Linked DNA regions of Mus musculus: regions 1, 2 and 4 are each linked to region 3. Evidence: chromatin loops called from intact Hi-C (ENCODE). Cell type or tissue: heart. All regions are shown on one strand. Each heading gives the region's core, and the rest is flanking DNA. Links, peaks and the distances in the headings are about the cores only.

The links. Peaks named below come from ENCODE experiments on the same cell type or tissue, not always from the same donor. Only the 100,000 strongest peaks of a DNase experiment are listed, where the experiment ranks them.
Region 1: a loop joins it to region 3, with 2.1 times the contacts of the local background. A loop is called at or near these places in 3 of 42 quality-filtered maps.
Region 2: it touches region 3 in a loop (6-fold over the local background); 2 of 42 quality-filtered maps call a loop at or near these places.
Region 4: it touches region 3 in a loop (6-fold over the local background); 2 of 42 quality-filtered maps call a loop at or near these places.

What each region holds. Positions count from the first base shown.
Region 1 is chr10:102,732,035-102,738,244 of GRCm38, reverse strand. No RefSeq gene overlaps it. Among named protein-coding and RNA genes, the nearest start is that of Rassf9, 220 kb to the right of the region's middle. In heart, for the core only: a CTCF peak has its summit at 2,809 (motif pointing right); no DNase peak of the experiment used is centred there.
Region 2 is chr10:102,503,787-102,509,996 of GRCm38, reverse strand. No RefSeq gene overlaps it. Among named protein-coding and RNA genes, the nearest start is that of Rassf9, 5.3 kb to the left of the region's middle. In heart, for the core only: no CTCF peak of the experiment used is centred there; no DNase peak of the experiment used is centred there.
Region 3 is chr10:102,683,292-102,689,501 of GRCm38, reverse strand. No RefSeq gene overlaps it. Among named protein-coding and RNA genes, the nearest start is that of Rassf9, 170 kb to the right of the region's middle. In heart, for the core only: no CTCF peak of the experiment used is centred there; a DNase peak (open chromatin) is centred at 3,441.
Region 4 is chr10:102,512,427-102,518,636 of GRCm38, reverse strand. Rassf9 (Ras association (RalGDS/AF-6) domain family (N-terminal) member 9) reads right to left here. Exons shown (of 2, transcript NM_146240.4): 1 at 6,053-6,210. The coding sequence starts at 6,099. Among named protein-coding and RNA genes, the nearest start is that of Rassf9, 3.3 kb to the right of the region's middle. In heart, for the core only: no CTCF peak of the experiment used is centred there; no DNase peak of the experiment used is centred there.

The sequences.
Region 1 (6,210 bases), core at 434-5,433, 49 kb before region 3:
ATAACTCAAAATGTCTCCTAATGCATTTTATCTTTGTATTCTTGATTAAAAGGAAGAGCAATTTTAAAGTTGTTTCAGCAGTTAATTTTAGGTTCATGTGGAAATTATGTTTTCTTTGTAATTTCTTTCTGGAAGGTTGTGAATATTTGATTTCCAACATCGCTGCACTAAGCCAGTCTCCCACATTTATTGAAGAATCCCAGTCGGTTCTTGAAGTGTTCTATTGTACTATGAAGACTTTTTCCATTTTGTGAAAGATGCCCTAACATTCTATATATGCATTGGCATTAACAGTCCTGTGGATTCCCCAAGTGGAAGAGTTAGTTTTTGTGTACATGCTCCATGATATGCTCTGGCAATGGAATGCCCAGTTCTATTCTTCCCATGGTGACAATGTTGAATCACATGCTCAGAAGTTGAATCACTTTTATTATAGCCAAGGACACAGCTACCACCAGATATATTTTATACCATAGTTATTAATGTGGCTTCAGATCACATTGGCCATTGAAGGGACACAGAGTGCCCTGTTTTTCCTGTCATTTGCAACTATATGTTCTGCCTCCTTTTCAGTTGCTTAATTCCAGTATCAACCCTATAGCCCTGAGTCCACCCTTGAACCAACACCACTCAGTCTGTACCACATCATCTCCCAGGTTTGACATGAAACTCAAGACAGGAATTACTAAGAATTTCAAGAACTTTAATCTAAATAAAAAACTTTATGGGGAACAAGGTTTTATATTTTATTATAAAGGCTGTACACTTGTTGTCTTAGTAATGGTTTCTATTCCTGGGGAAACCATCATGACCGAGAAGCAAGTTGGGGAGGAAAGGGTTTATTCAGCTTACACTTCCACACTGCTGGTCATCACCAAAGGAAGTCAGGAGTGGAATTCAAGCAGGTCAGAATACAGGAGCTGATGCAGAGGCCATGGAGGGATGTTTCTTACAATCTTGTTTCCCCTGGCTTGCTCAGCTTGTTCTCTTATAGAAGTAAGACTTCAAGCCTAGGGATGGCACCACCCAGAATGGGCCCTCCCACTTTGATCACCAGTTGAGAAAATGCCTCACAGCTGGATCTCATGGAGGCATTTCCTCAACTGAAGCTCCTCTCTCTGTGATAACTCCAGCCTGTGTCAAGTTGACACACAAAACCAGCCAGTACAACTGACCCCTTGTCAACTTGACACACAAACAAATCACTCTTAAGTCTCAACCCTTATTTTCTTTTTCATCCCCAAGATCTAAATAACTTTAAAAGTCCAACAGTCTTTACATATTAAAAGTTCAATCCTTTTAAAATATCCAATATCTTTTAAAATTCAAAGCCTTTTAAAAATTTAAAGTCTCTTAACTGTGGGCACCACTAAAATACTTTCTTTCTTCAACATTATCTTGCCTGCTCCTACACAACATCCTACAGAGCTCTTAACACCAAATGAATCTTCTGGACGAAAGGTCCAAAGTGCTTCCACAATTCTCCCCAAAACATGTTCAGGTTGTCACAGGAATATCCCACTATGCTGGTATCAAATTGTCTTAGTCAGGATTTCTATTCCTGGACAAAACATCATGACCAAGAAGAAAGTTGGAGAGGAAAGGGTTTATTCAGCTTACACTTCCAAATTACTGTGTCAAGTTGACACACAAAACCAGCCAGTACACTTCTGAAGCCTGCTTATACAGTTGATAAAAACACCCAATACAGTTACAAAGCTCTAGTGCAAAAGAGGATTCTTCATAGCAAATATTCATCAAATATGAATGTGTGAGTTATTGTAATGGCACATCAGATGCATTCACTGGCTCAGAAGTGTTCCCAGAGCTGCTAGTGATAGACATGTGAGCAAGGTATCATAGCAGCATAGACGTGTCACTGATACCAGAAAGTAAAAACGCTCTGTCAACAAGAGACCTGGAGCAGTAAAACTAATGCATCAAGGTTATAGTTCAATATAACTAGTTTCCACACTACCTACCTACTAGTTTTCACCCTACCTCTGTCATGGTATAGGAATTCTTAGGAATCTGCTATCTTTTACTTTAACTGATGGAAGACTCTCCATATTCCAATACCTTTTGATTTCTTCAGAAAGCAGTGATTGTTAGGGGACAAGATTAAGCAGATTCCAAATGGTGGTAAGACCCCTACCTAGACAACAGAGAGACAAACTATTTTTTCTCTGAAAGAATATAAAAGGTAGAAGCAGCAGATGGACACATAAAAGGAAAGTATCTGAAGTCTCAATAAAAATTTGAAGGAGTGTAAGTGCCAGTTAGAGGATGCCTCACCCCTCCTTCCTCACCAGCTCCTTTTAATACAAATAACCAGGCAAGCAACTACCCTGCGGGCTTCTATTGGTGTGTTTAGTGTGGTGTCAAGGAAGGGGCCCCTTGGAATCTGCTCAGTTTATAGGCATGCAAATGGGACTAGAAGGCATGCACAAAATCCTGTTTCTATACTCCTAGCAAACTCCCCAAATGCTGCAGCTATGACAAGATGATCCTTGCCAGGATTTTCCCGTTTGAAGTGCTACAGAACTGGTACTACACCCAGTTTACTGAAACTCAGTCTGAAATAAGAAGCAAGGGAAATCCCCTGACACCACTCTGGGGCAAGCATCAGACAAAAAGCTGAGAGAACCTGCCAGAGAGCATTGAGAGGTCTTTGCTGTGTTACTTCCCTAAAAAGACTCCTCAAAGGTGCTGAGGAAAGACTCCAGGCTTCCTGAGATGCAAAGAAAAATTAGTTCTTAACTCAAGAGCCTAGAATTGGCTTCATTAGCATTTTTGATAGAGAGAAATTTGCCACTAGATGGCACCACACCTCGATTAGATCGATCCTAAATAGGCACAGCTGGACTCCTTACTAACCATCTTGCTACAAGTTATGTCTAGTCCTGGTCATTTCTTTATTGCAACACCATAACCAGTAATAACTTCTGCCGTAGTGTTGCTGGCCATTGTATATGACATTGCCTGCTTTTGTGTTTGAATTTCATCCATACCAATAAAGTAGATATTTACACATATTACACATGTGTATAGGAGGAGAAGAGACAGAAACACACATACACACACACACACACACACACACACACACACACAGAGAGAGAGAGAGAGAGAGAGAGAGAGAGAAAGAGAGAGAGACAGACAGACAGAGATAGAGACAGAGAGAGACAGACAGAGAGACAGAGAGAGGGAGAGGAGAGGGAGAGGGAGGGAAGGGGGAGGGGGAGAGAGAGGAAAGGGGATGAAGATGGAGGGGGTAGGAGGGGGAGGGGAAGGAGGAGGGAGGGGGGAGGAGGGAGAGAGAAGCCATAGCATGAGTAATAGGCAAAGATGGCGTTCATCTTGAATCCAGAGCATGAACAGCGTGCAGGCTTTCTGTGTACTTTCTCAGGATCCCCAGGGAATCCCATTGACCACTTAAACTACCATTAGCAGCATGGATTTTCATTAATTATATATTACATGTCTGTTCTAGGGTCCTGCTTTGCATAGCTGTAATAAAAATTTGGTCTATTATTTTAACTGAGACAGATTAAATAGGGTCAAATATCCAAAGAACACCCCCTCCTCAAAATCCATAAAAACAGGATCCTGGCTGAGGTCCTATTCTTTTATAGTGCCTACCATTGCTGTAGGAAAGAATCGAAAGGTCAGACTGTTGAGAAGAGATTGTCAAATCTTTAAACACACACAAATTAAAAATGTTTTCAAAGTTTACCTGAGAGCACTGGTAAAATATATGTGCAAAACTTCCAAGTAGAGATGGAGTACACTTCCCACGTCCAAGTTAAAACCCCAGTTATGTTAAGGGAATTATATTTTGCTGATAACGGTAGGCATCTGCAGAAGGAAATGCAAACACACTCTAGGAAAAACACATCATCCTACCATGACATGTTCATCACAGAGTTTGTTTTGAGTCTTGTAAATGGTTAAAAAGCAGCCAGGTAAATAAAGAAGTGGGCAACCCAATAGGGAAACTTACTTCAGAGAAGCAAAAAGCCAGCTAAGCTCAGTGGATATCTAAGACAATGGTTTTCTAAAGCACTATTCTCATTAAGGAGGATGGAATACTGGCTCCTTCTTGAAAACTGAACTCTGACAATTGTCGACAAGCCAGATTCCCAGGCACAGTACACTCCTCTGTCCATGGCTCCTACAAGGTTTGCAGGTTTGAGTACTCAGCCTAGGGCATTCTGATCATGGTTGTCTCCAGTTCACCAGTATGTGGGTGTTTTATTAACCAACTTTAATCCAGTATCATTCTAAAATAAATAAACTTGAATACCTAGGGCTGTTAGCATTATTAAAGCAGTTCTCTGTGTTTTTGAGTATTATTCCACTTGAAGTAATATTCAGACACTTCAAATTATCTACTTAAAATTAATGATAGTTTAAAGATAGAGATAAAACTATTAGTGAATTCAGATGTAAATAGCTGGATAGAACAGTGCCGTTACGTCCGAGAGCACAGCCTGGTTACTAAAAGTTCTAAAGCTTTTTATGTGTCAGGATGACTTTAGAGCTTTGTTCGGATTCAGGATTGCCAAAGTTTGAAAGTTGAGGTTTGCTTAACACTGTATCTTCTAACTTCTCTCAGTGCTATTTTTCTTGTTCACCTTTGTATGTCTCCCCCAAATAACTAATTTTAAAGTTTGGAGCTGAGATGAAAGGATGGACCATGTAGAGACTGCCATATCCAGGGATCCACCCCATAATCAGCATCCAAACGCTGACACCATTACATATACTAGCAAGATTTTATCGAAAGGACCCAGATGTAGCTGTCTCTTGTGAGACTATGCCGGGGCCTAGCAAACACAGAAGTGGATGCTCACAGTCAGCTAATGGATGGATCACAGGGCTCCCAATGGAGGAGCTAGAGAAAGTACCCAAGGAGCTAAAGGGATCTTCAACCCTATAGGTGGAACAACATTATGAACTAACCAGTACCCCTGAGCTCTTGACTCTAGCTGCATATGTATCAAAAGATGGCCTAGTCGGCCATCACTGGAAAGAGAGGCCCATTGGACACGCAGACTTTGTGTGCCCCGGTACAGGGGAACGCCAGGGCCAAAGGGGGGGAGTGGGTGGGTAGGGGAGTGGGGGTGGGTGGGTAAGGGGGACTTTTGGTATAGCATTGGAAATGTAAATGAGCTAAATACCTAATAAAAAATGGAAAAAAAAAAAAAAAAAAAAAAAAAAAAGAAAGTTGAGGTTTGCTTAACACTGTATCTTCTAACTTCTCTCAGTGCTATTTTTCTTGTTCACCTTTGTATGTCTCCCCCAAATAACTAATTTTAAAGTACAGTTTGTTTGGACTAAACCTCATTGGATTATGTAAATTGGATTATTGGATTATTCAATAAATTGGAGGAAAAAAACCCACAAATCATAATGATGACATAACAGTATTCGTGGCAGATATTCATTTTAAATAAAGTTCTCACTAGCAAAGTGAGCAATACACTAGCATGTCTAACTGTGGGGTACTATCACTGTGACCTGGTCCTTCCTAGTCCACATCCTGGATCAGCATCTCCGACGTCACACAGAATGGAACTTCTAACACACTCGTGGAAAAATGGGAACCACATTTTGATATCCAGTTCTAGGGAGGAAACTGCGTTGCCAAAAACAATTTATTACGCAATATTTCACTTCAACTATCTGCAGCACAGCATGATAGCTAAAAAAAAAAAAAAAAAAAAAAAAAAAAAAACCTGTTTTCTTCTCTTTTGTTCTGATTTGCTGAGGAAGCAAAGCACAGACTCCAAAGACACCTGAACACAGCAGCCAAGATCCTTCTTTATAAAACGGATTATGTCTACACAATGAAAAGAGTGACCCTGTTTCCTTCCCCTGTCAAAAGTCTGTATATCTTGGAATAGGAGAATTCTTATACAACTTTTCCATCTTAGGTGGCACTAGATGTTGAAACAGGCAAATTAAATACAGATCTTTGTATAACAAAACAAAATATTTGAACCTCACCTTGGTAACAGCGTTAGAATGCCGAATATTAGAAGCACACACATTTCAGCACCATCGACCCTGGGGCTCCCTTTTCATTGCTACATCTCCGTTTTCATCCTTATAGAACTGATGTGACAATTTGTGATAAAACACGGTTGAACTTCTTAAAATACTTAATAAAGAAGAAAGTTCATACACATTAAAGATTTAGTTATTTTT
Region 2 (6,210 bases), core at 388-5,387, 180 kb after region 3:
ACTTTAATGGAATATGAAGAAAGTAGCAAACCTAACTCTATCCCTAAAAGACAACAACAAATGTATGCTTTATAAAGTCTGATCCACTGGCAAGAAGACATTGTATATGTAATTGGAAAGGAAACTTTATTCTGATTTTATATATTTGCCTGGTTTTTAATATTCAGATGCTCTCCTCTGCTAATAACATGGTCAGAAAAATCATATTCTACATGTGCAGTATAAGAGATATGGACTTTTGTGGATGAACATATTTATGTACAACAATAATCTTCAAAATATTCAACATTGAAGCCAAATTTATTTGAGTTATATAATTTATCAGAGTTCCTCCAAGAAAATAATAGTTCTGAGAAGGGCTAATTCTCACTGATAGTTCTTTAGCTAAGTGAATGATATATTGTGTATAAAATGTCGACATGGGGTATTAACCTAAATACCTCTTTTCCCAGAGTTATCCAAAACTTGAAAATAAGGCAAATCATGATTTTTTTACTTTCTCATGATATAATAGAACACTTGTCTAACAGTCACTCTTAAGGATTATTAGAGGGTCTGAAGCAATGTGTCCTTGAACTGTTCATTGATGAGGAAGAGACAGATGTAAAATTATAAAACAAGGTAAGTATGCTGTAAACAACTGTGTTTCAGGAGCAATCCAAATGATTTTGATGGTAGATGATGGCTAATGTATCCTCTTCCTCTTCCTCTTTTCTTCCTCTTCCTCTCCCTCTCCCTCTCCCTCTCCCTCTCCCTCTCCCTCTCCCTCCCTCCCTCTCTCTCTCTCTCTCTCTCTCTCTCTCTCTCTCTCTCTCTCTCTCTCATTCTCTCCCACCCTCCCTGAACAAAGTTGAGTCCAAATAGAAAATGCATACTTTCCATGTTATGATTGCAACGTGCTTTGGAATCTTTAGTAAGTGGAGGCCTTCCTGGCAAAAAGCACTCATTAGAGTTAGCCTTAGAGGTTCTGTCATGCCTAGTCTACATCTGTGCTCTGTGCTTGGGTCTATGGCTGAGCCGTGACCAAGGACACCCTGTGCTCCGCCCATTCCGCAGTGAACCGAACTTGCTCTGAACCATGGGCTAAAGTGAATCTTCACTCTCTTACATTGTTAAGTCAGACCTTGATCACAATCATACAGAAGTAACTAATATCTTACCTTTCATATTTATATTGGCATTTGGAAATTTAAAAAAATATGTCATTAATCCTACTAATGGCAAAATAACTATTTCCCCAAATAAATGAATATTATTTAATATGATTCGAATGGTACCAAAAGGTGAAAACTGTTAAATAAATGAATAAATAAATAAATAAACAAACAAACAAACACTTTGACAGAAAAGCCCTACTTGTGTAGGCTATCAGCAGGAATAGATGTACAGATTGTTGGTACAGTTCATTTTTAAAGTGTGGAGCTGAGCTCTGTTGGTATCATGAAGTCCAGTTCCTTGTTGACAAGTACCTTTGAGACTAGTTGAGCTGCTCTTCACACTCATACAATGGGAAGTGGCGCTTGGCACATATTCATGACACTTACATCAACACCTCAATTGTCTTCCTCCTCTAGTACCTTAGAAAGTTAAGCTTTTGAAAATGTAGCTCCCATTACCAGTGTCAGGAGACAGAGACGATTGGGGAGATGCTTGCTAAAGAATCTAAAGCAGCAAATGTGTAAGGTGAACAAGTCCAGAGAGTGCTGTACAACGTGGAGGCCAACAGAACCACGCATTAAACCCAGAGCTTTTGCTTAATGACTGGATTACTACTACTCCTGCCGTAGGAAAATACAATTGTTTCCAAAAACTTCCCAAAGGATGTCATGATTTTCTTATCATGGAAAACGGGTATATTTTCTCATTTGTTCCATTAGAGAAAATGCTTTACATAGATGTTCTTCATCGGTTACATAGCTTAAATATATAATAGCAATTAAAATAAACATGAAAAAATACCATCCTGTTTCCAGCTTATATCTTTTAAAACACTCAGAGAATCAGCTCTGTAACCCTGTATTTATTGTGGGCTGTTAGCATTGAGTTTCGTTAACTCTAGCATGTATGACTTCACTAAGCTGCACAGAAGTTAAAGTTGCAGTGTACTAACTACACTGGATACTGTTTTACAACTCTGACATTTCCTTTTAGGGACTATAGGTAATGGTTAACTGGTCTGAGCCTCCTGTTTCTGCTTTGGAAAATGAAGAAAGTATAAATTTGGTTTTCTAATTTTCTTACGAAATGCAACTTTAAGGGGAAGTGTTTCTTCAAAATATTTTATACAGACATTTTATAATCTCTGTACTAGTCATTTCCTCTTCACGTTTTAACAATTAAATTGGCTTGCTTGATTTCTTTTTTTTTTATCAGAAGCATCTGTGTTCGTAGGAGCCAGTTTTCCCTGGGGGCTGTGTTAAAAAGAACAGCAAACCTGAAGTTCTAAGTCTGGGATTACACACAAGTGACTACGAGCCAATTTGTCACCACTTACATGGTAATCTGAGAAGAAATAACACACTAGATAGCTTGTTAAAATGAATCAGCTCTTCTGATTTTGTAAAAAACACCAATCTCAATTAAGGGGGAAAAATAAAAACTGTATCCTTAATAGGACAAAAGAGAGAAGGTGAGAAACAATTCCAGCCTGTTTGATAGGAGACATAAACGCCAGTGTGGGGGTCTTTAGCCCATCAGAATGTGGCTGATAAAATGACATTGGACACAACAGAACTTTCTACAGAAGAGTGTACAACGAGTATGTACCCGGAGTTGTGGATAAAAAATAGTTCAGCTGAATCAGAAAGGTTGTGTGGGGGTCGCTGTGGCTATTACCCAGTGCACGTCTGTCATCTGCAGTTCTTGCCTGTCCTAAATCAGCTCTTGGTTATAGAAAGTGTGTCTGGAGCCTGGGATAGACATGGCTTTCCTCACAACATCATTTAATTCCTAGATGTAAGTGTCAGGGCTTGTGAAATATCCCGAGAGGTTTTCCACCAGGGAGAAATAAGAATCTTGAAATGTTGTGGGCAAAGAGAAGGAGCTGAGAGTCCATTTCCTCTAAAAGACCTATGGTGGCCAGGCCTTTTCGGTTCCCCAATAAAAGGCTAGGAAGACACCCCTAAGCTTTGTAGGACTTATATAGCCGGGATATAGACTGAGTCATTCAGCTTCAATGGGTGTTTCCATTAAAAATAGCTTTTAATTAATTAAACTCGGTGTTTGAATAGCTGACTGGCTGGGTGTTGGCCAGATACTTGTGACCTAAATAAAAGGCCAAATGTTTTCGCTAAGTAGCCACGGCTGTTATTAACTCTAATGGATGGGTGACAGATCCATGAAAGGCTGGGACTAGCAGATGTTGCACAACCCCAGGGAAAGTTTGGAAAGCTGGGAAACCTGGTATTTAAACAAAATTTCTAAAAAGCTGTATGTATGTCTGTGTAAACATCTTAAAATTACATTCATCTGTAGTAAATAAGATCAAGTATTATTTTGTTCACTATACAGGGTGCTGTGTATTTAACGTCTTATTTTGTCCCAACTCGGTGACTAAAGGAAGACAATGCTATCCTAATGTTATCCTTGAAGTGAAAGTGAGCTACTGATTAACTGGAGAATAACTCAAAACCAGAGTCAACTTAGAATGCAAGGTGATTTTAGAATTGGCCTGAGAAGCACAGATACTCTCTGTGTCCATGAGGCCCAGAAATGAGACCTCTGTGTTCAGCTGTTTGGCTTGCAGGGAATAGAAACAAAATAGATTACATTGGGTATGCCAGTGAGCTAGTTATAGCTTGAAGTCAACTTCAAGCTATAAAAATAAATAAATAAATAAAAATAAAAACAAAACAAGACAACAACAACAAAACCAAAGCAAAGCTGAAGTCTGTCGCCTGAAGGGAGATCACATTCACGTAAAGATACATGTTTCTGCTTTGAGTTCTGAACCCAGAAGGGAATAAATTAATTTATAAATTTCTTGTACTTTTAAAGTTGGGCATGGCTCTTTTGCAATATTCATTTAAAAGAAAAAACACGAGGAAACTACAACGCACTAGAAGTGTTTTTGCAAAATAACCAATGTTTTGTCTCTACAAGACGTGTGGCACATTTAGTAACATAAAGGTATTCACATTCTGAAGTTCTAGGCTACTTTTAAAGTAGATAACTTTTTTAGTGAATAAAAATTGATATGGAAAGAAATAAGATTCTATATTTCTATATGTTATTTAGGTGGATTTTTTTGATTTTGCTGTGCTAGGGACCAAACAGTTTTTATGCATGTTAGGGAAGTGCTGTTCCACTAAGTTACAGCCTGAGCTTTGCGTTCTGTTTGCTAGAAGTAGTCTCAGTTTTCTGTTACCCAGAAAAACTCAATATCATAATCCAGGATGGCCTCAAACTTGCCAGGCTAGAACTCATATTCTTCCTGCTTTAGTGTATGAGCTCTGGAATTACATACATTCACTACTATACCTGGTGTAATTCTTTACATAGTTCCTTATGAGTGATGATATCTGTTGCAGAGAATTACTAGCAAGGTATTGCATCAGATTCAGAAGTTAAATCATGACACCAATCACTTCTATCTGTAAGTTAGAGAAAAGGTTCACACTTAATTTCAATTAGAGCATTTGAAAGTTTTAAAAGAGATTTCTACTTGTTCTATTTAAACCCTTGAGGTTTATTCAAATATTACCTAAAACCATAAAGTCTTATGTCTGATTTTCTCTTTTGAAAAGCATTATGTTAGTTTAAATTTTAAGTAGAATATGCTTGAATTTAAAGAATTATACAAAGGAAAATGCTAATGATTTTAACAATAATGATTTTAGCAAATGGTAAAATTAGTTAACCTATTACTAAGAAAAACGATAAAAACAGAATGGTAATTCATTTGGTTGATGACGATCCTTCGTTCCATTTATATTTGCCTCGTGTTTAATAGATATAGAACTTAGAAATTGACTTGTTCTTTGGGAAAAATAAATGCTTATGGAATTTGTATCCTATGCATGCACTGCTATTCAAAGAACAAATGACATAATTCCAGCTTACGAAAACGTTAGTCCAATGGCATGTGTGGATGGGAATGATTTAAAAGACCACCCTTAAATTGTGTTCTTGGTACATTACATTTGTAATATGGAGAAATGAAAGAAACACATCCTTTGAGTATGGAGGAAAGTCACATAGTTGAGGGATGTGATTATATAAGTGTTACTGTTATTTAAACATTATCAACTCTTTAATAAATCCCCTATACCCATTTTGTCCATTCATTGATACTCCCCTCCTATAGATTGGGTTGAGGAAACTGCTGCTTTTATAAAATGCACCCTGTGCTTTCTGAGTGTTGTCAGAATTTTCACTGTGTTATTTTCTTTCCTGTTTCTGTGAAACCATTCTAACCTCATGTGTATGAAAGTCATAACAATAATTGTTATGGATTGGATTATGACTCAGTCTGAAATCATCTAATGAAAATTTAATCCCCAATCTGGCTTTGGGGGATAGAACCTTGAATTAAATAATGATGGTTAAAGAAGTCACACGAATGGGCATATACACAGTAAGGGCTCTGGTACCTACAGAAATATCTGTTACTACCTAGGATGCATATGAAACTTTGTATGGGTACAAAACAGTAATACGCCTATAACCTATGAAGAAATTCATAATTTGAAACTGGATTTTTATAGACTGTGGTTATGATTTTCTAACTTCTAAAATGGCAAGAATGTAAGTTTGGAAGGTTTACCCACTCTGTCTATGTTGTATGAAATGCCAAACACCAACAACCTCAAACTGAAATTTGTTCACTAAAAAAAAAACAAAAACCTGTTAGTTATCTTTTATTTCTGTTTGTTTTGGAATTAAAAGTAGATGAACTGGCACCTAAAGCTAGAATACCCCTAAGAATGCAGGCCCAGTATTCATACCTTTCTTTGAGCTTCAATATCATCAATTTTTCAGTGAATAAATTTGCCCGGCCACATCAAAAGGATGGCAAATTTGTTATTGTTATTTAAGCCCAACCAAAAGGCAAGCAAACATTGTACTGTTATTTCTATGGCTCAATAGAACAACCTCAGTCATGGGAGTGAGGGTATTGTCTGGAAACCCTGAGGTATAGATCTGAAAGCTTATTGCACACCTTTGTAAGTGCAGATTAACAAGATAATATGTGATATTATGACATCCGCA
Region 3 (6,210 bases), core at 772-5,771:
ACACATACACACAGACACATACAGTCCATTTTATGTTAATCAACTCTACCTTGTATGGGGCTACCCTGAGTGTGGTTGATATACCCAGGAAAATCCTATTTTCTGAATCTTTTCAGTGTTCAGTCTACAGAAAGAGAATGATCCAGAAATCAAATTTGAGCACTGGGTGCTGCTTCAGGATGACAATTGCTTCTCTTGTCAAAGGTTGAATTTATAGGAGAATATGTAGGAAAGGTAGAAGACAGAAGGTTCTTATTCCCATTAACTTCTCAGAGTAGTACCTCTCCATATGCATTAAACATCCTTAAAGGAAATCACTTATCTAACCCTTGGTGCTATACAGTTGATCCTAAGTCTTGTGATGAGGTTATGTTCAGACATACTCAAGGTTTGTAAGACAGGTAACCTTATTGGTGGCACTCCAGTAGCTATCAATTTGTTAAGAATAACCTTCTCCCAACCATCAGACTGAGCTCAGGGACCCAGGTGGGGCAGCTGGAAGAAGAATTGGAGGAGCAGAGGGGGACGGCAACCCCATAGGAAGAGCATCAGCTGGCAGGACTACTCAGTGCTCCCAGGGACTAGACCACCAACCAAGAAGTGTAAAGAGCAGGATCCGTGGCTCTAGATACCTATGTAGCAGAGGATGGCCTTGTCTGACATCAGTGGGAGGGGAGACCTTGGTCCCAGGAAGGTTTGATGCCCCAGAGTAGGGGAATGCTGGAGCAGTGGGGAGGGAGAGTGTGGGTGGGTGGGGGGCACTCTCAAAGAGGCAAGGGGGAGGGAGGAGAGGGCAAATGTGTGATAGAGATTTGTGGAAGAGTAACCAGGAAGTGGGATATCATTTGAGATGTAAACAAATGGGATGATTAATCTAAAAAAAAAAAAAAAAAAAAAAAGGCTTCTCATCCAGATATCTCAAAACACTGTGAGGAACAGTTTTCATATTTTAAAAAATAAAGTATACATAGACAATTTTTTAATTCTCATGCTATTGTATCAGGTGTAGTCTCTCCTAAGAGGTGAGCTAACACATTCTAAATCTCCTCGACCAGATGAGGTCCTCATCTGGTGGGCACCAGGCATCTGCCTTGCCTTTTCCAGCATCAGATTGCTGGGAAGATTCTAATTTCTCGAGGGTCATTGTTTCAATAGTCCGATGGATAAATGGAAGGCTATGTGTATCTCTGTAGCATCTCTGCCTCTGCTGGAGTGGTTCTGGCCGACTTGCTTTAACAGCAGAAATAAAATGTCTTTTCTTGTTTAAATATGTTTTTATTCTTCTCTTATATATTACATTTCAATTGCAGCTTCCCCCTCTCTGCACCCCACACCCCAGCTTGCCTCGCTTCTCCCCTGATCCACCCCATCTCCTCCTCTCAAATAATAACATGCATCCTAGGAATATCAAGGAAATATTGAATAACAGGCTACAATAAGACTAGGCACATCCCATCACATCAAGGCTGAACTAGGTAACCCAGTAGGAGGAGAGGGGGCGTCTCACAAGTAGGCAAAAGAGTAGGCCTTGGTCACATTGTTAAAATTTCCATAAGAACACCAAGCTACTCAGCTACTATACATATTATAATATTCATATATATTATAATATTCATATAACACACACACAAACACACACACACACACACACACACACACACACACACACACACACACACACACACACACATATATATATATGAGTGAGTGAGAACAAGCTCCCTGCTAAGAACAGGCTCCCTGATCTCTGCTGGTTTTCCTTTTTAAGATTCCAGATTAAACCATTTAATCAGGCCATAGGGGGCTGGCACTGGCTACCTCGAAAGACTCTAAAATGTAATTTGCTCTAGAGCAACGGGAATGAACGTAACAGGCAAAATCTAATAAAGTTCTGCAGGAAACCTCAAGAACTGCCCAGACTGTAACTGTAAGCTTAAGTTTCCTCTCAGCTCTTGGCTAGGTCCAAATGACTTACATAAAAATCTCAACCAAATTCCAGGACTGCTGTTTGTCTGGTGACATTTGAACACCATACCAAATGAAGATAAAGACTTCTCTTAAAGCATTTCTCACTAAGAGGGTTGGCTATAGTTATATTATCAACGATTCTCAATTCTAGCCCCTTTTCATTTTAACCTCCTCAAATGGAAGCAAGGCAGGCTTTGCATATAGGTAACCTTTAGGGAAATTTAGAACAGGTTTTCTATCCTGCAGGGTGGTAACAGATTTGAGTCTTCCTAGCTTACCTCTGACAGTTTGTGCTGGCGACAATGCCGTTTAAAACAGCAGATGGTTACTTGCATATCATAGGAAGGGGGGAAAGAAGCAAGTGATACATCAACTGGGATCACAGCCCTGGGAAAACTTGCACATTTCAGCAAAAGCTACAGAGACTTGAATGTTTATAAGCAATAAGGAACAGGAGAGCGAACAGGAGGCAAAACCTCAGTACAAAAAGGGAAAGGTTAATGTGGCAGAAGGTGTGAGCCTGTTACTCTTCCCCGAGGAGAGAGTAAGTGCATTTGATAATTTCGTTGCTGCATAATGTGTACAACTTCAGAGCAGGGCATTGTGGACATGGAGTTCTTAGTAAAGCAGAGAGAGTCGCCATCGTCGCGGCAAGTTCACAACTGGGAATACATTAGCGCTGCATTTGAAAGATGCTTCACCTCTGCGCACACAGTACAGCCCACAACCAGCGTCGCTTTGTTTTCTTCTCATATACTGCTGAGTTTTACCACCTTTCCATCATGGATCTATATCAATTAAGCAGATTGGTAATTAAAAAGAAAAACCTTCCTTAACATACGCAGCTAATGTCCTGATTTCCTTGGGGCAGAGTCTTAATAAATGACTAGAACCTGGGACTTGTTATAGAGGCGGTGGAGTCTGTTGTGCTTAGAGGTGGTTCAGGGTAAATGCCTGTATCTCCTAGGACTTTCATGCTGACTTTGAATAATCTTTATGTTCTACTACTATGAGTGGAGATAACAATAGTTACCTGCCTCACAGGTTGGCCGTGAGGGTAGCAGCAACAGCAAGCCCTGTTGGTTATTTTACTGACAGCTGAATGTAATTTATTGTGAAAGATAACAGTTCGGAGCAGTCTCTTCAGATTCCCCTCACTTTAATAATTCAAATTCTCTTCCTCTTCTAGCAGATGGCTTTTAAAATTAATAAATGGTAAATAGCTGGCATTTGGTATTTGCCACGTGCCAACCATGGCTCTTACGTGTTTTACGGTCTTGTTTCCTATACTGTGGCAAACACATTCGGCATTACCCCTGCCTTAGATGTGTAGCAATGGAGACAACAGATAAAGGAGGAAGATTGACCTACAGCCAAATGAGTGGCTAGAGGAAACCAGCTTCAGTCCCAGGCTGTCTGGCTCCAGGGTCCACACCCTTACCTCTTCTCTACATGGCTTCCTGTGTTTGTTCTGACATTAGTGTATCTCCAAGCTTCACTGGGTTCATCTCAGCCAAACCCTGAGTCAATGCACATCCCCAATTCTTTGGACCGGTGTACTTCCCATGACCTCTTGCCTGGTAATTCTATCTTTTCAAGCAACTGTAATTTGTCACATTTCATTGGCTTTTCAGATGGTTTCCAAACAACCGACTGCTTATTGCTTTGGAGATGAGTAAAGTGCCTGCTTGAGATTTAATGGACTTGCATCTTAACCTCCTAATTCCCTGCCCCCACCCACAAATAATGCTTCCAGAAGACAGACCCCATGTCAGCCATCAGCGTCTACTTAACTATTCTGTCTTTTTTTTTTTTTTTTTTTTTTTTTTTTTTGGTCAACTTTGATTCCTCCACTGGGACTGTTCACAGGGGTTCCTGTGGACCTGGCAAGTATTAAGTCCTCTCATTAGTGGATCTTGGAGTACGGAGATCATGAAATCCGTTGTTTCTGGCAAAACCTGCCTTAGGATAGCTTATAGAAAACTATTATTTAGGATGATATGTGGAAAAAATAAATGATATTTACTGTAATAAAAGATGGTGCTTTTCTTTTACTCTCTTGGGAGCTGCCTGTGATTACCTGAGTTAAATGGCTAAGTTTTTAGTATACATTTTTTATTACTATTCTTTGAATAACTATTTAGTTCTCTAGCTTTGATGACGATGTTTTCCTTCTTTTGACATTTTATTAGCACTGTTCTTTTTTTTTTTTTTTCTCTGAACAAAGGATCTTAGGGAGAAATTCTTTCAAAGGAAGTGGATAATTACCATAACAATGTTCACGACCCTCATTCTTTAAAAAGTGGTTGACATTTAAGAACTAGTGGGACAGGTTGTCATTAAACTGCAATAATTACATATGGACTTTTGAGATAATTGCTAATTTAAGATTATTCGTGTTTTGGTACTATATAGTTTTAAAAAAATATATGCCTGCTTAAAGCCCTTAATGCCACAGGCCATAAGATAAATCAAACATGTAGGACAGCATCTTTCGGAGTGGTTTGACCTGCCCAGTGCTGCTTCCTGTCTGCTTCAGCACACACTACTCACTAAGCCTGAGGTAGAGTAAAGGCACAATTTTTGTCTATTCAATGACTGCATGACTTCCATGTTGGGAAGTCGAGGATTAGGGGTGAGTTCATAGCTACTTTCCCCTCTAGGTCCCATGTTTGCTTAAGAACTGCATAGTAATGAAGGTGTAGAGCTCCACAGTCAGAAATTTTAAAAAGGAGGAGGAAAAGGGATGTAGAAACAAAAGCAATCTGTACTTCTGTTAGCCAGTTCAAAGATGGCAGCCTGGCTTGGGGTTGGTGTGGCAACAGCAATATAGTCATAGCGCAAAACCTAAGTACTGATTGAATCCGAGATGTGCTAGAAGCTACAGTGCATCACATATGTATATAATATATGATATCATATATGTCACATATGTATATATATATATATATAATATATATATATATAATAGATATTTTATAGAGGAAGGCATATTTTAAGCATTTGGTTCATAGATGAGACTGCCATGCTTCAAGAGCTACAAAATAAATTAGTAAATCAGAGAATGAGAAGTCTTAGTGATATATTTTTACTTCCATGACAATAAGCCTCAAGACCAAGAGAGAAAATGTTCAGTTTGATTTCAGTGATAGGATAAACCTGTATACACATCTGAAACAGCCGGATATGAGGAATTATAAACATGCAAACTTTTTAGATAAAGCAGCAATATTATCAAGTATAAATGTTAATCTCTGTCCGAGAAAACACGAAGGAGAACATGGATCCAGATATCCACTGATAAGTCAAGGTGAGATCTAAAACAAATCATCACAGATTCTTTCTGAGTGAGCTACATGGTGAGGAGGTATATTAGTATATGAATAGCTTAAACAGTTATAGCTTATTCTAGCAGTATGAGCATAATGTTTAAACACTGTATGACTATGTGTAAGTAAATATAGAACATCCGGCAGGTATTAGTAATTGCATATAGGATGTGTCTGAATGTGCCTTTTCATTTTTTCCATTTATTTGATTGATTGATTGATTCATTCATTCATTCACTCATTCATTCACTTCATATCCCAATAGCAGCTCTCCAATTTACTTCCAGTCCCCCCTCACACAGCCCCTCCCTACAACCTGTCCCCTTCATCTCTGAGAAACGGGAGGTCCCTCCAGGTACCAATCCATCCTGGCACATCAAGTCAGTGCAGGTCATGAAGACCAAGCTGCACATCCGCTACATATGTGCAGGGAGCCTGGGCATGCTCTTTGGTTGGTGGTCCAGTCTCTGGGAGCCGAGTTTAGTTGACTCTGTTGGTCTTCTTGAAGAGTTCTTATCCACTCCAGGTCCCTCAATCCTTACTCCAATTCCCCTACAAGACTTCCCACGCTTGGTCTAAGACTTGGGTGTGGGTCTCCGTATCTGTTGCGATCATCTGGTATGTAGAACCTCTCAGAGGACAATTATGCAAGGCTCCTGTCTGTGAATCCAAGGTGACAGATACAAACATAACCTGAGGATCCAAAGCAGTTGAAGGAGGAGGCAGTCATGCAATGTGTTCCTATTGATTCTCTCAGGACAGCTTGGTACATCCCATCTCATCCCCAAAACTGACAGAGGTTACTAACTTTACTCATTGATGCCCATTTTACACAGAACTCGTGTGTATCTAGGTTAGCAGTGGCAAATATAGCTGTTAGCAGTGGATCCCAGTCGTGTCTACTTGGTGCCAC
Region 4 (6,210 bases), core at 727-5,726, 170 kb after region 3:
TGATTAGTTATCCAATACTAAATCGTCAACAGTAAAATTTACATAAAGTAAAATTATATTCATGGAGCATGTTATATTTAGGTATTTACGGGTATATATGTACGTACATATGTGTATGCAACAACAGTTAATTAAAAATGTCATTGCAATTGAGAGAAAAAATAAGGGGTATTTAGGATAATTTAGGGGTTAGCAAGGGAAGGGGCAGTGACATAATTATAATCTCAAAATGTAAGAAAATTAATTATACATATGCACAATCAAATACCTAAAGTATTCAAAAGAAAGCAAAATGAGACAAAACTAACAAACAAAAACCAAGCAAACAAGACAAACAGACCCACAAACAAACTAAATCCACTTCACATACACAAAAAAATCCATTAAAGAGCAATGGAAGACTGAAATGTGCTATACTTTTCCCCTTAGCATACATGCAGTACAGATATTACAAAAAAGGCTTATTTTAGAAAGTAAATATGCTAGAGACAGATTGCTTTTTAAGGCCATGCAGTATCTACATGTACCTGGAAGTAGAGAACTCATATCCCATGTCAACATTCTTTTTTTTTTTTTTTTGGAATCTATTATATACCTCCATCTATCTTTATCTTTACCACTCTATACATACTTTTTTATTTCTATCTCTCTCTCTCTAAATCTTATATGTATATGTATATGTATATGTATATGTATATGTATATGTATGTGTGTGTGTGTGTGTGTGTGTGTGTGTGTGATATATGTATCATATATCTGTCTTAGATATATGTACATGGGCATATGTATATACAACTATGTATCTATGTATCTCTATCTATAAGTTAGAGTTAACTTCTCTGAATTCTCAGAATGGTTGTCAGCTCCTCTATACTTGTACATCAAATAAATGTAATGCTGTGTTATTCAGTAAACTTAATCAAGACATTTTCTAAATTAAATTGTTAGTGAGCCATAAATTGTTTAACTTGTTTTAAAACAATTTTCTCTCAAATGCTTTTACTGGCATGAGCTCCTTGTTGGTCTGATGCCTATTGAGACATATTACACAGTAAGTGTTAGGCTGCCTAAGTTGGCTCAAGGTTTTTGGTTTTTTTTTTTTTTTTTTTTTTTTCATTTCCAAAGCAATACAAGTTTTAACCTGGAAACTGTTTCATCTCTGCCAATGCTCTTGGGCTATTTTTGTCAGGGAGAAAGCAACCCAGTCATTGTTCCTAACGGATTGTCTGCTGCAAACTAACAACTACTTAAGATACGAGGTACCAACAGGGGAAAACTTTTCAGAAACTTGGAGAATGAAGATTTACAGGCTCAAAAATTTGGCAGTTCTCAAAATTCTTAATCCATCTTTTTGAACACTCTAAGTCTCCATTTGAAACTATAAGAGAAAAAACAATTACCTGGTATTTTCTACTTCTAACTACAGAAAGGAGACAGTCTTCCTGTCTAAAATTTTGGCTCTATCCACAAAACCTAATTCTTCTTTCTGATGAAATAGTTAGAAGGATTTATTTATGATGTATATTCTTGTTTTCAAAATACTGTCAGGTATATTCTAGTTACCTAACAGCAATATGGACACCAAGGCTTTAAGTAATTATTAAAAGGTGTAAAGCCAGACTTTTCCAGATATGCCCATTAAGGTGTATTTTCTGGGACCCTTTAATTTAGGATTGATAAGAGATAGACTGTCTATGTAGCCTGCAAGAGAGTGACCCACTTCGCAATTTTTAGCAAAAGCCTTCTGAAAGAGTTCAAGCAGAAGTTAGGGAAAGTTCAAATGGGCCTCAAAAATAATGATAAAAGCCTATTTAACTGTATCGTCTATTTGTAGTTAGTAAATATTTATTTAGTAGGAATATATGGGATTCTTCTACACAACAGTAATATTCTGTTTCCAGGAAAAACTGATGAGCATTTCAACCAACTCCATCTCCTCAAGTGTTAGGAATCATATCTTGTACAAGGTTTGGTGGCATATGCCTGTCATATCAACACTCAGGAAGCAGAGGTAGGAGAGTCATAACCTCAAAGCCAGTGTGATTTTTGAAACAGACTGATGCTGTTTGAAGCAAAGCACAAAAGTCACATCTTCTAATTAAGCATTCAGTGTTGCCTTGAACTGCAAGTAGCTCTTTAAAATTTTTATAAATATTCTTAATTTCTAGTTGTCCATGTCAAAAACTGAATACATTGTTGGAAAAATATCAACCTAGATTTTCTATATTTGCAGTCACATTGAACAAAAGTATATATATATATATATATATATATATATATATATATATATTATTAGGTATTTTCCTCATTTACATTTCCAATGCTATCCCAAAAGTCCCCCATACCCTCCCCCCCCACTCCCCTACCCACCCACTCACTTTTTGGCCCTGGTGTTCCCCTGTACTGGGGCATATAAAGTTTACAAGTCCAATGGGCCTCTCTTTCCAGTGATGGCCGACTAGGCCATCTTTTGATACATATGCAGCTAGAGACAAGAGCTCCGGGGTACTGGTTAGTTCATAATGTTGTTCCACCTATAGGGTTGCAGTTCCCTTTAGTTCCTTGGGTAATTTCTCTAGCTCCTCCATTGGGAGCCCTGTGATCCATCCAATAGCTGATTGTGAGCATCCACTTCTGTGTTTGCTAGGCCCCGGCATAGTCTCACAAGAGACAGCTCTATCTGGGTCCTTTCAGCAAAATCTTGCTAGTGTGTGCAATGGTGTCAGCGTTTGGAAGCTGATTATGGGATGGATCCCTGGATATGGCAGTCTCTAGAACAAAAGTCTTATTAGTAAAATGTGCAACAATAATCAGGCTCCTGTCACAGTTTTTCTTATTATTCTGAAAATAAAATAAGCAATCCAATTCCTTTTGAAAATGGTCTTTTTCTAATTAAACATACAATTAGAACATTTAAGCAGATTACTGCTGATTATAATAATTAAAGTCTTTAACTTGGGGCTCGTCCATTTACATGAAAGTTTAAAGTTAAAAGCCCCAAATATTTGGGGCCCTGCAATATTCTTGAATTTTCCAAAGAAAACTTGCCAAATGCTTTAATGAAACACCAGTGTCAATTGAGCTGTCTTGAGTATTGATTTTTCTGCAACACTAGCATGCATCATATGCCAAATAAGGAATAAAGTAATGATGGTCTTCCTAGGTTGAGGAGAAATTATAACTTAGTGTACAAAACTAAACAAACAACTGTATTACAGGTCTACAGCGCACCGGGCACTCTTCTAGGCATGAAAACATAATGATGTCTAGACAGATATGACTCCACCCTCTATGAGTGCTAGACCTTGTTGGCTGAAAGTTCTTATGCCTCATCTTTTGCAGCTCCATTTATATCATGTTCATATCTAAAACTCTCGAATATGTACCTATTCAGAGCATAGTTCTTAGTCTTGGGTGATATAACACTACTCCACAAAAAAAAAAGGAAAAGTGAAAAAGACATGCAAAAATGAAAATTAATATTCAAGCTTCTCAAATTTGTATAATCACAACCCCTCCCCAAATTTTCAGCAGTCTTTCTGTCTTTTGAAAAGATGCAAGCCTTTCTAGCGTCATTCTCTTCACTATCTTGATAACATAACAACATGTTAATTCTTTTTTGTTTTACAAATTATACATATATATTCATAAACCCACAAAATGTGTATCTTACAGAATACATTTTAGTTGGTTTGTTAGTTCCTATGAGATAACTATTATCAATTACATTCTCTGTTAAGCATCTGACTGCCTCATCATTTAGTGAACAGATCTGTTATTTAGGTGGTCAGGTGAGGTTACTTAAGCCCTATAGATCCTGGTCAATGAAGTGGATAAAAGTAACCCTGAAATCATTTCATTAGTTGTTTTTCTGTGAGATGGTATACAGACCAACCCAAACAACAAGACCTCATATATACTGCCATATTATTTCAAGGCCCAAAATGACATTTTTAATACTCAGTTTCAAATGCTCATAATTTTATGTCATTGACTTATGCTGTTCTCTCTCTCTCTCCTCTCCCTCTCTCTGTTTCTCTCTCTGTGTCTCTTTCTCTCTCTGTCTCTCTGTCTCTGTCTCTGTCTCTCTGTCTCTCTCTCTGTCTCTCTCTCTCTCTCTGTCTCTCTCTCTCTCTCTCTCTTTCTTTCTTTCTCCCACCTCTGTTTTTACTCGAGGCTAAAAAGTAAAAAATCTGTAAAAGGAAGCAATTAATCACTGGAGTAGCTTGCACACATCCTCCTCATTACTGCCTTTGCTCACACCCTCAAATTGAGGTCTTCATAAATCATGACCCTTAGCAACAGCTTTCTGTTTTCTCAAGGGCTACCTGAAATGCTGTTAAACTTCCAGTTTTTCTGTTCTTATCTCTTCATCACAATTTTTGAGTTTAAAGTATCCTGCTGAGAGTGTTTGTTTTATGGCTAGACCAGAAGGCTCAGTCACAGAAGCAACACAATGGAAACAGACTATGGAGTTTGATAAAGGACATTCAGGGGTGCATTCAAAGGTTTTAGTGCTCTCTTCTTGGTACACAAGTGATGAAATCCATAAACTGGTGAAGCACTCTTCACAACCAACAATTCCGAAGACAGGATTTGGTTGCAGAAGCACAATTTGTTAAAAAAAAAAAGAAAAAAAAAACAATAAACCCAAAATACTTTTTACACAATTTCATAGTGTTTAAAGAAATATGAAAATGCTACAGTAGTAACCCAACTAGAATCCACAGCTGAATTGAGGCAGGGAAGCTGGAGTTGGTTTATCTGGAATATTATTAAAGACCTTGTCACTACTAATACATGAAGCTAGTTGTAATGGTTATCACAAGCTATTAAAATGAACTGAAACCATTGTCTCGTAACATGTAATAAAGCATCCTGATTTAAAAAATACAATATTTATCATATTTGTCACACAAGTAACACATACAAGTGATTAAGACGGCTTCACAGTATATACTATAGCTTTTGTAGTTTCTTAAAGAAATTCAATCAACTAAATCAAGTAGATATTCGTGTACAAAACAGAGGCGCGCAGAATCACGTTAAAGTCGTATTCCTGTATTATCAGGCAGACACTTTAAAATAATTATATCATTTCCTACCTTGTAATTGTATCCATTTAAATTTACACTAAGCAGAAGATGACAAGCGCAAACAGGCATAATGAAGAGGAGAGAAGAATGGCTGGAAAGCCCATTTTATTATATCTGCCAAAACAGATATATTAAAAAAATAAATCCTGTCTCAAATAATCATTTCATTGTTTGCATAAAATGTAATATTTGAGTATAAGTAAATTAGTTATGGTAGTGAAATATATAGATATTATCCCATTATTCCAAATCCCCCCTTCCAATCTCTCTCTCTCTCTCAGTATGCAGAGTACATGCATTAACTCTAAGTATAGTGGCAATAATAAAGTGAAGCACATAGCTGCTTGTCTCCTCTTTGAACGCCTAAGCCACCTAAAGTTCTCAAAGACACACAGTCCATTAAGAGCTCCTTCTGGGAATGTTCGCAATTGGGAACTTTCCAGATTTTAGAAATGCTCCACTCTTAGAGGGGACCAAAGCATTGTTTCCAGATTGTATCAGCAGTTGTACTTTTTTTTTTTAATTTTTCCTTTCAATAAGTGATTAGAAATCCTAGTTGTATCTTTCCCAAACTCTTAAGCTTTTTCAAAAAGAGATATTCTAATGCAACGCTTAAACTAAACCAGATCTTGTGATTCTTCTCTCCCCAAAAGTTCAAGACAAAGTAAAGAGAAAATGTTAGTGTTAGTTAGTGTACTCAGACTGCCATAAAGGGAAAAGAGAGTTAAAAATCAGTCATGATTTCCCATGATCCTTGTTCGGGATACGTCCATCGTCAATACAGGACCTATGGTCTGAAGAGCTAGCTGGGTCTTCATTCTAGATCCCGACCGACTCGCCAAACAGTTCTCATCAGAACCAAAGGCTTAGGGAACTGAATCCAACACACACACACACACACACACACACACACACACACACACACACACACGCACTCATTTTTTTTTTTTTTTTACCTGTTTTTATGTCGTGTCTTCAGTAAGTTTCTTCCAAAGGGAGCCATGGTCTGTCCGGCAAGGCAAGCAAATAACACAGTCCTTATCTCAAAGTAATCTGGGCCCTGGGAGGGGTGTCTGGGTCTCTCTGGTGAAAGGAGGAAGGCTGGAGGCTTCCT